Regions from separate parts of the Homo sapiens genome. Here region 1 is linked to region 2. Evidence: chromatin contacts called from ENCODE POLR2A ChIA-PET data. All regions are on one chromosome and are shown on one strand. The core of a region is the stretch at or near the end of the contact, and the rest is flanking DNA. Distances in the headings are between cores, read along the strand shown. Region 1 overlaps RAP1GAP (RAP1 GTPase activating protein). Region 2 overlaps ECE1 (endothelin converting enzyme 1).

Evidence for each region. ChIA-PET counts read pairs that join two places held with the same protein, here RNA polymerase II (POLR2A).
Region 1: POLR2A ChIA-PET joins it to region 2 with 16 read pairs in PC-9. The contact joins two enhancer-like sites. POLR2A ChIA-PET finds 5 or more read pairs at or near these places in 2 of 52 experiments (PC-9 and activated CD4-positive, alpha-beta T cell).

The regions. Positions count from the first base shown.
Region 1 is chr1:21,635,187-21,641,080 of GRCh38, forward strand. The region is part of intron 2 of RAP1GAP (RAP1 GTPase activating protein); the gene reads right to left. Among named protein-coding and RNA genes, the nearest start is that of RAP1GAP, 31 kb to the right of the region's middle. RefSeq lists enhancers at 1-156, 4,456-5,285. Within about 2 kb of position 3,650, at least 12 of the 41 ENCODE cell types and tissues checked have a DNase peak (open chromatin) inside an H3K27ac peak, as active enhancers do.
Region 2 is chr1:21,236,290-21,242,512 of GRCh38, forward strand. ECE1 (endothelin converting enzyme 1) reads right to left here. Exons shown (of 19, transcript NM_001397.3): 11 at 1,845-1,955; 12 at 457-555. Among named protein-coding and RNA genes, the nearest start is that of ECE1, 51 kb to the right of the region's middle. RefSeq lists an enhancer at 1-37. Within about 2 kb of position 1,607, at least 7 of the 41 ENCODE cell types and tissues checked have a DNase peak (open chromatin) inside an H3K27ac peak, as active enhancers do.

The DNA of each region.
Region 1 (5,894 bases), core at 2,400-4,899, 400 kb after region 2:
CCAGGGTGACCTTCCCAGCACCCGTCAGCCCATACATGGTATTACAGCCGCCTATGCTTTCTGTCTCTCCTCACTCCCTACATTGACCTCATTGTCCCTCCCCAGCCTCCGCAGCCCAGGGGGTCTCCCTTCTCTGAGCTCCAGGCATTCCTTCGCTCACTCACCCACTCGGTCATCTACCCACTCCCCCATCTGCCCTTCATTCCTCTGCTCAGTCATTCATTCAGAACACATGTCCTGAGGTCTGCTCTGGAGTGGACAATGGTGCTGGGTGCTGGGATCAGAGTGGGGTGAACCAGGCCTCCCCAGTCCCAAAGCAGAGCCCCAAAGATACCTGCCTGGACTGTTCCTGAGGAGCCTCTGGCTTCACTGCCTAGACAGTGAGTCCCCCAGCACTGAGGCCTTGCTTAATCCTTTCCTCCCGCTCTGCACCAGCCCTAGCTGGGGCTGGGGTTGCTGCCTCATAGGCTCCAGGCCAGTCTGGTGAGCAGAAGTCCCTGCCCCTCACAACTCCCCAGGCGGGGTGACCACCCAGGCCAAGGCGAAACCCCCACGGGGATAGACAAGGTCACCATCTCCTAACCAAAGGTGACATGGGGAAGCCCTAGCTCTGCCCCCAGATCACAGTGTGTGCAGGATTAAGTCACCATAACCTCTCCAAGCCTCAGTTTCTCTACTAAAAATTGGGTCTCAGGCCGGCTCTCTCATCCTACAGAGGACGAATGGGAGGATGAGAAACTGGAAACTGAGTTCACCAAGGATTGGTTGGAAGCAGAACCCTGAAGGAGGGCTTTCCCAGTGGAGAGGACCTTAGACTCTTCTAAGTCGCTTCTCTTCTCTGAGCCTCAGTTTCCTCAGCTACAAAATGGGAGAGTAACACCAACTTTGCAGGGTTGTTGTGTGGAATAAATTAGGTATTATATGGACAACCTGACTAGCCTAGAGCTGAGGACACAGTAGGTGCTCAATAAATTACAGGCTCCTGCCTAGAGAGGCAGTGTAGCGTCAGTGTGGGCTCTGGAGCCAGATCCTTGAGTGCGAATCCTAACTCTGCCACATAACAGCTGTGTGACCTTGGACAAGTTACTTAACCACTATGAACCTCAGCTTCCTCATCTATAAAATGGGGATAGCAGTGCTGACCTCTGAGGGTTAAATGAGTTCATTGGTGTAAAGTGCTTAACATTCACCATGAGCATTTCTTGGCCTTCCCTTCTCTTCCTTCCTTTCTTCCTTCCTCTGTAGGTGCCTGAGGACTGAGACAAGACTCCTAGGTGGAAGTTGTGAGAAGGTAGAAACGATGGGACAAACACAGCTGCCCAAGAGTAAAGCAACCTAGGCAGGGCATGGTGGCTCATGCCTATAATCCCAGCACTCTGGGAGGCTGAGGCAGGCGGATCACCTGAGGTCGGGAGTTTGAGACCAGCCTGACCAACGTGGAGAAACCCCATCTCTACTAAAAATACAAAAATTAGCCGGGTGTGGTAGCGCACGCCTGTAATCCCAGCTACCCGGGAGGCTGAGGCAGGAGAATCACTTGAACCCGGGAGATGGAGGTTGCAGTGAGCCGAGATCATGCCATTGCACTCCAGCCTGGGCAACAAGAGCAAAATTCCATCTCAAATAGAAAGAAAGAAAGAGAGAGAAAGGAAGAAGAAGAAGAAGGAGGAGGAGGAGGAGGAGGGAAAAGGAAGGAAGGAAAGAAGGAAGGAAGGAGGGAAGGAAGGAAGGGAGGGAGGGAGGGAGGGAGGGAGGGAGGAAGGGAGGGAGGGAGGGAGGAAGGGAAAGCAACCTGAGCAACCTGCCATGTAAGGTACCGAGCTCTGCATCAAGCAAAGGCAGAGTGAGCTTCTCAGAGGTGCAGCCAGGGAGATCTGAAGGTGTGGGAACGGGAGGAGCGGTGGGGGGTTTGACTGGAGGACCTCAAGGTGCCTCCCACATTTGAAATTCTTTTTTTTCTTTTTTTTTTTTTTTTTTGGTGGTGGTTGGGGGCAGGGTCTCACTTTGTCGCCCAGGGTGGAGTGCAGTGGTGAGATCTCAGCTCATTCCAACTTCTGCCTCCTGGGCTCCAGCAAGCCTCCCACCTCAGCCTCCCAAGTAGCTGGGACCACAGGTGCATGCCACCACATCCGGCTAATTTTTTTTTTTTGTAGAGACAGGGTTTCACCATGTTGCCCAAGCTGGTCTGAACTCCTGGATCCAAGTGATCCACCTGCCTCAGCCTCCCAAAGTGCTGGGATTACAGGAGTGAGCCACTGCATCCAGCCCCACATCTGGAATTCTTTGCCTCTTGATGACTCTAGGATCCCTGTAACTGAGGGCAGAGGCAATGGATGTTAAAATGTGCATATTCTTTGGTCCAGCAACCCCATTTCTAGGCATTTATTCTCCAGAAATATAACACCAATGCATAAAGATATATGAACAAAAAAGTCATGAAGCAGGGTTTGCAACCGCAAACATCTGGACGCCACTTCAATGTCCATTACAAGGAGATTAGTTAAATATATCAAACCATGGAATACTATACAGCAATGACAAAGAAGGTCTTTAGTCTTGATGGAAAAGGGGGTTTGAGGCATATTGTTAAGTGAATAAAGCGGGCTGCACACAACAAAAATCTCATTTGTAAAAATTTAAAATTACATGTCAAAGTTTACATGGCTGGCCGGGAGTGGTGGTTCACGCCTGTAATCCTAGCACTTTGGGAGGCCAAGGCAGGCGGATCTCTTGGAGCCAGGAGTTCAAGACCATCCTGGGCAACATAGCAAAACCCCATCTCTACCAAAAAAAAAAAAAAAAAAAACCACAAAAATTAGCCGGGTATGGTGGTGCATGCCTGTAGTCCCAGCTACTCAGGAGGCTGAGGTGGGAAGACTGATTGAGCCTGAGAGGTTGAGGCTTCAGTGGGCCAACATTGCACCACTGTACTTCAGCCTGAGTAACAGAGCAAGATCCTATTAAAAAAAAAAAAAAGAAAAGAAAAAAAGGCCGGGCATGGTGGCTCACACCTATAATCTCAGCACTTTGGGAGGCCAAGTCAGGTGGATCACTTGAGGTCAGGAGTTTCAGACCAGCCTGACCAACATGGTGAAACCCCATCTCTATTAAAAATACAAAATCAGCCGGACATGGTAGCGCATGCTTGTAATCCCAGCTACTCAAGAGGCTGAGGCAGGAGAATCGCTTGAACCCAGGAGGCAGAGGTTGCAGTGAACCAAGATTGCACCACTGCACTCCAGCCTGGGCGACAGAGCAAGACTCTGTCTCAAAAAAAAAAAAAAAAGAGAGAGAGAAAAGGGGCTTGCTGCGTATGGGACCCTGAGGCCCAAAAGCCCTCAGAATTTTGAGTGGGATGAAGCCCAGTTGGGCTGTGTCTGTCTGTCCGTCCTCTTTCTCTTTAAACAAAAACAAAAACAAAAAGAAAGTTTACATGGCTTATCTCTGAGAAGCAGGACCACTAGGAACTTCTGCTTTCTGTGGCAAATACTTTTCTGCACGGTTTGGATGTTTATAATGAACACTTAGTATTTGTGTAATCAGAAAAAAATTAAAGATTTTAGAGAGCTGAGCACTCACTATGACTCAGCTCCCTGAGCACCTGACTGCTTTACCCTTTTCCATCACCTTGAGAGGGAGGTATGACTCACCCCTTATTCCAAGGGGGAGAAGCTGACACGAAAAGAGACTAAACACCATGACCAATGTCCCTGAGCCAGGCGTCACAGAGCTGGGTTGCACCCCCATTCTGGCTGGCTCCCAAGCCCACACTCTTTCCCCTACATTAGGCATTAGACAACCTGCTCCGAGGGTCAGGGAAGAGCAGAGGCAGCACAGAAGTGGCCCAGGCAGCTGGGCCCAGGGATGTGCCCTGTGACTTCAGCTGTCACGTCCTGCAAGCCAGGCCAGCCGGGTTAGCATGTGTGGGGACAGGGCTGTCTACTTCATTTGTAAATGCAAATGTAGGCTCTGCTCCTAGCGCGGGCTCCATGCCCTGAGCTGCCCCAGGCTGGCAGGTGCCCAGCCCCACCCCTGGCACTACCCCCAGAAGCCTCAGGGTCACCAGGCAGGTGGGCACGTCCCAGCCCAGGCCCTTCCCTGGAGCTCTAAATAACTTTCTGTGTTGATCAACCTGTTTGTGGATGGATTTGGCATTGAAGGTCACTTGTCACCTTCTCAGTGACAGCCTGGAAAGGTGACAGTCACACCTGAGTGTGTCTGAGTCTGGATGGGCCAGAGAACAAGACCTGAAAGTCAAACGGAACTGAGTTCAAATCCTGCCTGTGCCAAGCTCTAGCTGTGTGGCCTAGGGAGAGTCCCTTCACCTCTCTCAGCCTCTGTTTCCTCGGCTATAAAATGGTGTTGAGAATTTCTCCCTGCAGGGCTGCTGAGAGCATTAAATGAGAGAATGCACGTGAAAGTACGTCCTAAGCTAGAAGCCACCTTGCACGTGTAGAGAAGAGTTATGACCTCACTCCTGTGGGGGCAGGCGGGGGGCACAGGCACATCTGTGCGGATGTGGAGTGAGCAAGGATCCACCCTGGCTGGACCCCAGGGCCCTGCCGCACAGACTCAGCCGGTGGGCGGGGCAGCGTCTGACACTTTTCCTGGGAGTCGGCACCGGGTGTTCCGCAGCTCTGCCTGGTGGTGCGAGAGGGTGTGTGTGACTCTGTGGGTGAGAATGGAGATGGGAGGCCCCGGCAGGAGCGTGAATGGGTGTGGGAGGGAAAGCGCTTGTGTCGCATGTTTGGATCTGATCACACCACCCACCTGCCTAGAAGGCCCCAATGGCTTCCCGCCGCAAGCAGGATCCAGACGCCCGCCTCACGTGGCCCACGAGGCCCTGCGTGTCTGCTCCCCATCCCCGGCCCCCCTCCCACCCGCCCACTGTCTCTGGCCTCATCCAGGGCTTCTTTCCTCCTTCTCCAGACTCCTTTCCGCTCCTCAAACCCGAGGTGCTCCTTCCCACCTCCAGGCCACTGCACACGCTGTGCCCCCTGCCTGTTACCCCCTTCCCGTCCGCTTGGATCACATTTCAGGTGCTATGTCTGTATTCAGTCTTCCAGAGCCCCCTCCCCAGACCAGGAGAAGCTGCTCCGAACCTGACCAGCTTTCCCAGAAGCCTGTCTTGGGCCTTCATGGATTTACCTGTTGCGTTTGCACATTTCATGGTGTGACCATTAAGCCACTGTCAGTCTCTCCTGCTAGAAATGGGGTTTCTTCAGGTCATGCCTGGGTCTGTTTGGGTCTGATCTGCTGCATGAATGAATGTGTATGTCTGTGCCTCTATGTTCATGATGAAGCTGTCTCTACAAGGGTCAAGTCTATGAGTGTGAGTAGGGAAATATGTGTGTGTGTACATGTAATGGGTCATCTCAAAGAACCTTTCCTCAGCCTGCAGGCAGCTGGGCTGGGAAAGGCCAAGGCAACCTGGGGCCAGTGCCTAGGCTGGCTGGGGTGAGGGGAGAACAAGCAGCAGTTCCCTTACCCCCGACTAAAATAGGTCCAGGGTCTTTGCGCCAGGTAGATCCAGTCAGGTGGGCTCCAGGCTGGAGGCCTGACTCTGCCCTGCAGTGAGCTCCACCCCTGCCTGCTCCTACAGGTTGGAGCCCAGCCTCCTGCCTGCACAGCCCAGCTCACTTGAGACTCAAGCCAAGCCTGGTCTTCCATGGCTGCCCACACTCCCCACCACCCCACCGGGCCTGTCTTGTGGGCAGCAGTTATTTTTTGTGTGTGTGTGGGATGGAGCCTTGCTCTGTTGGCCAGGCTGGAGTGCGGTGGTGTGATCTCGGCTCATGGTAATCTCCACCTCCTGGGTTCAAGCGATTCTCCTGCCTCAGTCTCCTGAGTAGCTGGGATCACAGGCATGCACCACTACGCCCAGCTAATTTTTT
Region 2 (6,223 bases), core at 357-2,856:
GAATCCTGCTAGGCCTAGACCGCTCACCCGCTGAAGGCGAGACAGCATCCAGGCTGTGCTGCCGGACAGAACTGGCCTCACCGGGCGCGGTGGCTTATGCCTATAATGCCAGCGCTTTGGCAGGCCAAGGCGGGTCGATCACCTGAGGTCGGGAGTTTGAGACCAACCTGACCCACATGGAGAAACCCCATCTCTACTAAAAATACAAAATTAACCGAGCGTGGTGGCGCACGCCTGTAATCCCAGCTGCTCGGGAGGCTGAGGTGGGAGAATCGCTTGAACCCGGGAGGCGGAGGTTGCGGTGAGCCAAGATCGCACCATAGCACTCCAGCCTGGGTAACAAGAACGAAACTCTGCCTCAAAAAACAAACAAAAAAACCGGCCTCTCCTTCCCCCACCCTCCTCTATCTGTGCTGGACGCCGCAGCACCCCCTCCAAGTGCCTGGCCAGCCTCACCTTTTCCTTGGCTGATTTTCGGGTTTCCTCATCCATCCACTTCAGGGTGCTCAGGCTTTCCTCAAATGCCTTCTTAATCTCCAGGATGATCTCGGTGGCCTGAGGAGATACACATCACAGCAGTAAGGTCTGCGCACTGGTCTCAGGTAAATGCAACAGGCACCCCGTGCAGAACAATGATGGCCAGAGATTAAACTCAATTTTCCAAGCGTCAGGCTGGGTGAGAAGGGGAGCCACAGCTGTGCTTCCAAACCACGCTCCTAACGTGAACACCCTGCAAGACAGGACTGGCCTTCCACACACAGGGCTCCATGCTCCAATAAGCTTAGGATGAGCTTCGGGAAAGTTGGAAAAGTCTCTGCTGTGGTACTTTTCAGAGCCTTTAATATGGTAATAATAGGCACCGTGATTCTTCCAGAGAGGGGAGAAGACACAGCCTCTCCCAGCCTTATTGCCTTATTGGACCACAGCATTCCTTTTTGATGGAGCGGGCTTTAAGATCTAGAGTACTCATGTTCCGAGGAGCAGCTTCGGAAATACCATGCTCAGGCTGGATATAGACAGGTGTTCTTGAGGGAGACAATGTCATGAGCAGACAAGCTCGAAGATGGAAAGTTGAAGGTTCTAGAGAAGGGGAAGGCAGAGCTGTGCGGCAACAAGAGCAGAGGGGCCAGCAGACCCCAACTCAGACCCTGCCCAGCTGCTCACAGGCCAGTCACTGTAATGGATTTGAATTGCGGTTGGCTCACCTCCGGCTGCAGATGACAGCTACATAATGAATACTATTTGTCATCAAGATTGTAACAATAAAATGACCACTCCCATTAGCTGAACCCTTATTGTATGCCGGTGCCCAGTGTGTGGCATCTCATTTAATCTCTCTCTGTGGGAGGAATGCCCCCGTCTCCACATTGCAGATGATGTAAGAACTGTCCCAGGCCACCCGACCAGCGGTGAGGCCAGGATCTGAGCTTAGGCCGGGCTGTCTCCAAGGCGCTCTGCCATGGCACTCCTCTGCCTGTCTAGAACAAACCTGTCACCCACAAAATAAGAAAAATGTCACCCTCTGGGCCAGAGCTGTTCTGCCAACATTCTCTCTGGGTCGTTCACAGCCCTTGGAGGTGGGGATGGCTGTCACAGCCTTGCAGGCTGCTGGGAGGATCACATGAGCTCGTGCAGATAAGGGCCTGGCACTGAAGAGCTGCCCTCGTGAGACTCCCATTACCCAGGGCTCGAGGAAGTGAAGCCTCTGCATTGAGGCTGTGGCCCTAAGGTCCCCTGCCCAGGAGCAGGAAAGGCCCAGGGTGGGCTGGAGTGTGAACTGGCAGGTCTGTGCAGGCCACAACAAGTGTGACCTCACAGCCTGTGTCCACGGGGAAGGCACTTACTATGCTCTTGCTGTCCTCGGCGAAGGTTGCTTTGACAAACATGGGGCCCAACGCAAAGCCCAGGTTGTTTTCTGTGTCACTCACGCAAAACTTCCAGCGAGGAAGACAGGTCTGGAAAACACAAGTCAGGGGGCTCGCTGGGCCCCAGCCCTTTGTTTCCCAACCCCTTTCTTGCTGGGAGGTAGCACCATGTGGGGCCCATGCTTTGTTCTGGAAGTTCAGGGAGAGCTTTCCGACCCAGTAAAGTTATTTTAGTCACCGGACCAAGAGGCCACTGATACCCTCACTCCCACCCCCTGCCATTTCCTGAATGCCAGGCTCTGTGCTGGGACTTCACAAATAGTGTCCCGTTGAGCCATTCAATGACCCTCGGGGCTTACAAGCCGTTTGACTGATGGGGAAACACACTCGGCACGGAGCAGCTGCTGGCCCAGGGTGCCCCACGAGTGACAAGTGTTGTTGGAATGAGAACTGAGACGTGCCTGACTCCACATCCTATGCTCCTACCTACCCCCATCTCGTCCTGCCTCCTGGGAAGAGCAGGAGTCCTGGAGGCAAAGAGCGGTGGAGAGTGACTGGTCTACCCTGAGTCACAGAAAAAACTGCCCCAGGGCCAGGGCTCCAATGCCATTGAAGATCTCCTCAAATGAGAACACCACAGCAACACCGCAGGACTTTTTTCTTTTTTTCTTTTTTTTTGGCAGGGTCTCGCTCTGTCACCTAGGCTGGAGTGCAGTGGTGCGATCACACAGCTCACTGCAGCCTCGACCTCCCAGGCTCAAGTGATCTTCCCACCTTAGCCTCCCGAGTAGCTGGGACAACAGGTGCAGGCCACTATGCCTGGCTAATTTTTTCTATTTAAAAATTTTTTTTTTTTTTTGTGGAGACATCATCCCACTATGTTGCCCAGGCTGGTCTAGAACTCTTGGGCTCAAGTGATCCACCTGCCTTGACTTCCCAGAGTGCTGAGATTACAGGCGTGAGCCACCACACCTGGCTCACCGCGGGATTGCAATGCCTTGATTCTTTCTTGGTCTTGCCTACAAGCCCCAACAGTCCATACAACCCCTCTGTGCAAACCGGAAATAGGCGTCTGTGGGCTGCAACCTCCTGGGCATGGCCCAGGGACGCGTGCTGGGCTAATGTCAGCCCCAGTCACTCCCCGGCCAGGCATCCCTCTGTGGACAGTATATATGACCACGTGTGGTGGCCCTGCTCACATAAATCCCTCGTACGACAGAGGAAGTGATGTCCTCTTAACCCCAAAGAACAGGTGGTTAACAACCACCCACGCTCAGGGCAGTCTGATTCATCATGGCCCTAAACTGACAACAGCCAAAATGCCCATCAGCAGGCAGACGGATCAACAAAATGTGGTATTTTTATACAGCAACATACTACTTGGCAACAAAAAGGAATGAACTAGCTACTGATATATACGACAGCATGGATAAATTCCACAGACTCAAGCTGAGCAAAAGCAGCCAGGCACATCGTGTATAATTCCGTCCACACCCAGCTGCACCAGCCTTGGGGGCTGGGGGCTGACAGGAAAGGGGCATGAGGGTACCTGCTGCTCAGAGGGCGCTGGACAAATGGATGATGGGAATGTTCTCTATCTTTCTAAAATTTTTTATACATTTTTTTCTTTCTTTTTTTTTTTTTTAGCATGCTATGCCCAAGGCAGAAGGGGATATTCTCTATCTTGACTGTGGTGATGGTTACATGGGTGACTTCATTGGTCAAACTCATTGAGGCCAAGTGTGGTGGCTCATGCCTGTAATCCCAGCACTTCGGGAGGCCGAGGCAAGTGGATCACTTGAGGTCAGGAGTTCAAGACCAGCCTGGCCAACATGGTGAAACCCTGTTTCTACCAAAAATACAAAAATTAGCCAGGCGTGGTGGCACATGCCTGTAATCCCAGCTACTCAGAAGGCTGAGGCAGGAGAATAGCTGTAACCTGGGAGGCGGAGGTTGCAGTGAGCCAAGATCAGGCCACTGCACTCCAGCCTGGGTGACAGAGCGAGACTGTCTCAATTGAAAACAAAAACAAACAACAAACAAACAAAAAAGGCCGGGATGGTGGCTCACACCTGTAATCCCAGCACTTTGGATGGCTGAGGTGGGTGGATCCCCTGAGGTCAGGAGTTCGAGACCACCCTGGCCAACACGGTGAAACTCCATCTCTATTAAAAATACAAAAATTAGCCGGGTGTGGTGGTAGGCACCTGTAACCCCAGCTACTCGGGAGGCTGAGGCACAAGAATCGCTTGAACCCTGGGGATGGAGGTTGCAGTGAGCTGAGATCATACCACAGCACTCCAGCCTGGGTGACAGAATAAGACTCTGTCTCAAAACCAAACCAAACCAAAAACTCACTGAACTGAATACTTAATGTACACTGCATTTTTATTGTATGTAAATTATGCCTTAGCTACAAAAATTCCTTCTAGGCAAGAAAGAAAGGAAGGGCCACTCTTCTTCTTACCCATGTTCTTTTTAGTTTTCCCAACTACGTGTCCATTTGGATGCCTTGCCCTCAGCCTTTCCCTCCCTCCCGCGCCTACCCTCCCTCGGCTGAGAAGCCCAAAGCTGGACACATGGTCTGTGTCTGGCCGAGGCCGACCACACAGGATGTCAGGACGAGGGGGACTCTAATTTGAAGCTCCGTGGAGGCTCCAGGCTGTGAGGGCTGAATCACAGACAGACTTTCTTATGTGTCGTCTTCTCTGGAGATTCTCTGGATAAACCCATTCCTTCACACGAGCTTTCATTCATTTACGCATCCAGCGTTCTGTGAGCAGTTGCCCTGCATCCTGACTGTGCTAGGTCTTTCGAAGCTAGAGATGAATCAACAGTGAGCCTGTACTCCTGGGTCTCAACTGAAATGCCCAGAACATCCAGTGAGAGAAACAGACATGTAATTGCACCATCCACAGCAGTAATCACAGTGAAGTGTAGCAGTGGAGTGAGAGCGGGCCCTACTGCATATACTGCTCACAGTAAGATTCTCCTGCCTCAGCCTCCCGAGTAGCTGGGATTACAGGTGCCCACCACTACCCCCGGTAATTTTTGTATTTTTAGTAGACACAAGGTTTCGCCATGTTGGCCAGTCTGGTCTCGAACTCCTGACATCAGGTGATCTGCCCGCCTCAGCCTCCCAAAGTGCTAGGATTATAGGTGTGAGCCACCGCACCCAGTCTGTTTCTTTTTGCAGATAAAAAACTGTGGCACAGAGAGGTTAAATCACTTGGCCAAAGGGATCACCCAGGGAGTAAGTGGTTGAGGTGTTTTTTTTTTTTTTTTTGAGATGCAGTCTTGCTCCGTCTATCAGGTTGGAGTGCAGTGGTGTGATACCGGCTCACTGCAACCTCTGCTTCCTAGGTTCAAGCAATTCTCCTGCCTCAGCCTCCCATGTAGCTGGGATTACAGGTGTGTGTCACTACACCTGGCTATTTTTTGTAGTTTTAGTAGAGGCGGGCTTTTGCCGTGTTGGCCAGGGTGGTCTTGAACTCCTGGCCTCAGGTGATCCCACCAGCCTTGGCCTCCCAAAAGTGCTGGGATTACAGGCATGAGCCACCGCACCCGGCCTGAGGTGGAATTTGAACTCAGAAAGTCCGGCTCCAATGTCTTCCTTCAAAGAGGCCACGCTCTCTGCCTACAGGTCACGAAGTCCTGGAAGTACTACAGGATGGTGAGAAAATCTCCAAAAGGAGCGAGGGTCTGATCGATCTGACCGGTCAGGAAGCCTGCATCTTGCAGGAGATCTATGAGTCAGGTCTGGGAAGATGAAGAGCAGCCAGGCAGCCTCCTCCACCCTGACCTGGCTGCAATTTTTTTTTTAACCTCTTCCTCACTGTAATACAAGGAGCACTCAGCAAGGGGTTCCTTCCTCCCTGCTGGAAGTCTCAAGTCACAAATGGGTGATAGCTGATGAGAAACGGCTGCATGCAGCGCTTGAGCAGTCAGAAGAGACTTCACAGGGATCCCCTCGTCTAATCTTAGGCGGCCCTTGGATAAGCAAGGCAGGGATCTGTTACCCCTTTCTACAGATGGGAGATTGAGCCCCTGCCCCAGTGAGGCAATCTGCCTAAGGTGTGATTAGAAGAAACAATTCAAACTTGGATCTTCTGACTCCAAATTCCATGCCGTTTCCTCACAGCAGGCTCCCTCCCTGCCAGGATGAACAAACGCACACACCACACTGCTTCCCATGCTCTATGCTTTTTCCCGAATGAAGGCCATTCACAAAAGTCCTGTGAGGTGAGGTCAGGAGTGATCTCCAATTGCAGATTAAAAAAACTGAGGCTCAGAGAGGTGTAAGGACTACCCAAGGTCACACAGCTAGGAGGTGGCTTTGAGTTGGGCTGAACACAAGG